2 separate regions of the Homo sapiens genome follow, and region 1 is linked to region 2. Evidence: read pairs that join two places in POLR2A ChIA-PET (ENCODE). Cell type or tissue: Panc1. All regions are shown on one strand. Region 1 overlaps ARRB1 (arrestin beta 1). Region 2 overlaps UVRAG (UV radiation resistance associated).

Evidence for each region. ChIA-PET counts read pairs that join two places held together with the same protein. Peaks named below come from ENCODE experiments on the same cell type or tissue, not always from the same donor. Only the 100,000 strongest peaks of a DNase experiment are listed, where the experiment ranks them.
Region 1: POLR2A ChIA-PET joins it to region 2 with 7 read pairs; 2 of 35 experiments call an interaction of 5 or more read pairs at or near these places.

The regions. Positions count from the first base shown.
Region 1 is chr11:75,319,501-75,322,000 of GRCh38, forward strand. All of the region lies in intron 1 of ARRB1 (arrestin beta 1), which reads right to left. Among named protein-coding and RNA genes, the nearest start is that of MIR326, 14 kb to the right of the region's middle. In Panc1, no CTCF peak of the experiment used is centred here; no DNase peak of the experiment used is centred here; H3K27ac peaks cover 2,344 bases.
Region 2 is chr11:75,891,908-75,894,407 of GRCh38, forward strand. The region is part of intron 5 of UVRAG (UV radiation resistance associated); the gene reads left to right. Among named protein-coding and RNA genes, the nearest start is that of UVRAG, 78 kb to the left of the region's middle. In Panc1, no CTCF peak of the experiment used is centred here; no DNase peak of the experiment used is centred here.

The DNA of each region.
Region 1 (2,500 bases), 570 kb before region 2:
AACTCTTACTCATCCTTCAAAATGCAGTTGGGCTCTGGGAAGTGTTCCCTCAGCACCTTGTCCGTCCTCACTGCTCCATCAGGTCACCCTGCGATTTCCTGGCTGCTCCTCCAGCCATTCACTGCACAAAAATTTAATAAGCATCTGCCCTGCCCCAGGCACAGTGCAAGGTGCTAAGGCTACAAGGCCGAGGTTGGGCTCTGTCAGGCCAGGATGTACGCTGGTTTCATCCCTGTGAAGCTCTGTAAGCCAGGAGGAGCAGACAGGGAAAGGGACCGTAAGGGTCCCCAGGGGGACCCCTTGGGGTTTGAAAAATTAGAAGTACTCAAATTCTACATTCCAGGCCACTTGCCTAGGTGGTGGGGTGGAGGGTAGCCCCCACCCAGTGCTTCCAGGCCTGGAGTAAAGATGCTTGGCAAAGCAGCACAAAACTCCTACCAAACAAATACGAAGCATGCTATGTACCTCTGTGTCAAGAGGCCCAGTTGGCTGTGAACTCCCCAGGAAACCGAAGCCCCATCGGGGACAGGGATGAGACCAAAGTCCCCCCCAGAGCAGGAGGCAGCCCTGGAGTGGTCCTGCAGCCTCTTCTCCCAGGAGATTTGGGCTTCAACAGAGGAGGAAGAGAAGAGGTGAGGTGCCCCCATCCTGAAGGATTTGCCTACAGACCCTCCACTGGTGAAGAGGGCATTAAGGGTGCACCCTGGGAAGCCACAGCCCACAGAAGCCCCAGGCCGGAGAGGATGGCTGCTGCCTGCCCAAGGTGGGGAGGGGGCTGGAGTGGAGCCAGGCTGGCGGAGGAAACATCTTGATCAGCAAGCAGGAGGAAAGGAGGAGGAATGAGAAAGGAGGAAAGAGCCAGACATGCAAACTCCTCCGCCTCCTCCTTCCAACCAAAACAGAATCCCCAGCAGACTGAGACCTGTGGAGAAGGAGGCGGGAAAGAAGCTGAGGCCTCCAAGGGCGGGTGGCTGGATGGTGGCCCTGAGGCTGGAGCCTCTGAAAGCTTGGGGGGCTGGATAGCCCCACCAGAGATGGGGAGGGATCAGTCATCAGGGCCTGCTCAGCTCTGTTCCCGCAAGGGCTGAAGGCTCCAGGAGGAAGAGGCCATGGGCTCCACATGGTAACTCCGATTCCTCCTTCGAGACCCCACTCAAGTACCCAACTCTTCCCAAAGCCCTCAGACCTGACCTCAGCTGGGCTGGCTCCAGCACCGCACAAACTCAAAAACATTGTAGAGTAAAATTCATCCTAGTCTCTGGAAAGCCTGGAATCTGCTAGGAAACCCAAGGAACCCAGAAGAGGAAGTGCCAGCACAGAGATGGCCCTGGACTCCCAGACCACTGGGCGCTGGGACACACTTCATTTCCATTCGCAAAGCCTTCATGGGGGCCTTTTCCTCTGGTGGGACAGGAGGCTGGGATGAGGAGACAGGAGGGGCCATGGGAGCTGAGCAATAGGGAGACATCATCTTTGCCCCTCTGCCCTCAACACAACACACGTGCACAGACACACACATACACTCACTAGTGGGGGCTAAGAGGCTCCCAGGGACCTATGTGTCTTGGACAAATCCTTTGACTTCTCTTGTTCTCTGTTTTCCCTCACCTGCACACCTGCTTTCCTGCCCTCCTTCCTTTCAGGAGAGGCACAAGGTAAAGTTTAGGCCTCCAGGTAGGTAAGAACAAAGGCCTCTGGTATGACCTCAGCACGTGGAAGAAAATCCCACCCCACGTGGAAGAAAATCCCACCCCATTCCTGCTCACCCCCCCCCACCACCATCCCCCCACCTCTTCCTCAGGACTCTATTATGGCAGAGTGAGCCTGGGAGGCAGAAGCTGTGGTCAGGAAAGTAGGCAGCCAGGCTTGGAGCCCAAGGGGAGAGTGACCACCAAAGTAACCCATCTCCTGTCCAGGGCCTTTTCTCTCCTTCTTCTCTCCCTGCTGGCGGAAACCACCTTCCTTACACACATGCTCACCACCATTTGAGAGAGGCTTTATGGGATGACTTTAGTCTGTGTTTTCCTTACAGCCCTCATCTGAGTTACTTGAAGCTGCTGGAATTTAGGGGTCCTTCTTTCATTCACTTTTTTATCCTAGTGAACTGGTCTGCCTTGGTTGGAACCGGCTAGAGGGCATCAGTCAAGTGACCTCCCCTCACTCAACTTGTTTCTTCATCTGTAAAATGGGATGATAGCAGTGCCCACCCCATCAGGTTGTTCTGAGGATTAAGTGAGTGTAGTGTCTGGCACCTAGTAATACACATTAGATCTTCTTATGAATATTCAACAGAATTTATTGAGCACCTATTGTGTGTCAGATGCTGTTGGCCATCAGACATATGGTGAATAGGGCAGATTTGGGCAAAGGGCCCTGTCTACATAAAGCTTCCCGTCTGGCCAGGGAAACTGCAGGGCTCTGCACTACACAACTCCTTTGGTTACCATGACACAGATCACAGTGCAAACAGAACACAGAGCGTTCCTACAAGCAGGTAACA
Region 2 (2,500 bases):
GGAGGGGAAAGAAAAAAAAAGGATAGGTGATAGATAAATGTAGATCAGAACATTGGCTTTATTACTAATAAAACTGATGGACAAATGTGATTTAAATTATGTGACTAAAAGAGTTTGCTGTGACTAAAAGGGCTTGTCGATTCCTTCTATATACTTCCTCTTGGACTGAACCTCCCCCACAAAATAACAAAACAAGTGAAACCAAGGTCTTCCTCTTATAGGAACAAAGCCTGAGCCTCCAAGCCAGAAGCAAAGTTTGTATGCGTGGTTAGACAGGTTGTTTCTGATTGGAGAGAACCTGGAAAGAATTAAGCCAGTCACACACAGGTCCATCTCTGAAGCCCAGCCATCAGATCAGTCATCTGCTGGTCCTGGAGAGGAGTGAGTGGAGGACACAGAGAAACTGCAGATGCTCCTTTCATGACCTTTTCTCCTGAGAAATGGAGTGGGGCATTTGTCTCCTGTGTGGGAACATGGGAATGCAGAGTAAGTGTTTCCCTCTAACGGGAATAATAGCTAGTATTTAGTGAGCACTTCTATGCTGGCACTATTCTAAACACTTTACACATTTTACCTTATTTAAACCTCACACTTGGCCTTTCATAGAAGAGGAAGTTGGCACAGAGAACTTAAGTAACTTTCCCCAAATTACGCAGCTCCCTGAGTAGCAGAGCTGCGATTCAAAAGCAGATGGTCAGTACATGCTTATTGAATATATGATCGTAATTAGTGGTGTACTTTCCCCTATTGTCCTTCAGTTAGTGAGCTTTGTTAATTGGATAAGTTCAGCAGATCTTGCCCCCTTTACCAGCTTTCAAATGAACACCTGACATGTAGACTGAACCTTAAAAAACCTTGTCTTTTTTAACAAAGCCGCAAGCAGAGTTTCCAGTCAAGATGACATTGTAAGTGTACACTTTGAGACCTTCCTCAGCACCAAGCAAGAAGCAAGGATTGATGAAATCGGAGAAATGTAAAAGAAATATTCCTGGCCGGGTGCTGTGACTCACGCCTGTAATCTCAGCACTTTGGGAGGCCGAGGCAGGTGGATCACAAGGTCAGGCATTCAAGACCAGCCTAGCCAACGTGGCGAAACCCCATCTCTACTAAAAACACAAAAATTAGCCAGGCATAGTGGCGGGTGCCTGTAATCCCAGCTACTCTGAGGCTGAGGCAGGAGAACTGCTTGAACCCAGGAGGTGGAGGTTGCAGTGAGCCGAGATCGCACCACTGCACCCCAGCCTGGAGGCCAGAGCAAGACTCCGTCTCAAAAAAAAAAAGAAAAAAAGAAGAATTATTCCTTCCTAAAACAAACAAGAAACCAAGGCAATAAACATCTCCCAAACAGAAGTGGAATAGAAACACAAAGAAGTGGGAAGAAGCAGAAGACTTGGGCCTTCTGGCCACTCTGCCCAGAAGTAGGCAGAAAGATGGGCTCTTCAGGGTAAAATGAGCACTAAATGAGCACGAAAAGCTGAGTGGGGCTCTCCCTATTAAAAAAAGGGCCGAGAAAAGACAGCTTAGAGAAACTGCAGAACTTTAAGAATAATCCTAAAAGGGGAAATTTGAAAAGCTACCAGCGAGAAAGGAAATATTACTCACAAATTAGGCTGACAGCAGACTTCTCATCAGCAGCAGTAGATGCCAGAAGAAATAGGTCTTCAATGCGCTGTTAATTATTAATTGTTTCTAGTAAACTTTCAGTCAAGAGTGAGGGTAATTTGAGACCAGCTAGGGTAACATAATGAAATACTATCTCTACCAAAAAAAAAAAAAAAAAAAAAAAAAAATTAGCCAGGCATGGTACATGGCTGTAGTCCAAGCTACTTGGGAGGCTGAGGTGGGAGGATTGTTTGAGCCAGGAATTTGAGGCTGCAGTGAGCTGTGATCGCACCATTGCACTCTAGCCTATGTGACAGAAAAAAAAAAAAAGCGAGGGTGAGAGAGCATTTTATTGATTGAGACAGAGTCTCACTCTGTTGCCCAGTCCCACCTCTGAGTAGCAGGGATTATAGGTGTGAACCACTGCACCTGTCAGGGATAGTTTTAAATGCATAAAGATTGAGAGTTTACTACCCACAGACCCTTTACCCATGCTGAATGATGCACATAGAAGATGATACCAAAGGGAGCATATAGTGTATAAGAAAACAGCAAGGGGTATACAAATGGTTAAAACATTAGTGAATTTAATTTCTGACTGTAAGCTAACAAACAAAAATAAATATCTGATAAACCTATGTGTTTTAAGGTGAAAGAAGCTAGGCCATTGTTATTCAAAATGTAGTCTGGACCGCTGCTTGTCTAGGAACTGTCTGTCACAATCTGTGGTGAGCAACGTGGAAAAAGTGAGGGTAAAAGTTTCAAAACTTCTATAGCAATTTGACGTTATTGTGACTCTTCATTGTATTTTACAAAAGTATCAGTTCACAATGGAATGAAGAAAAAAAAAACTCCAGCCAACTGGTCTTTCCCCACAGAGAGTGAAAAGCATTGCCCT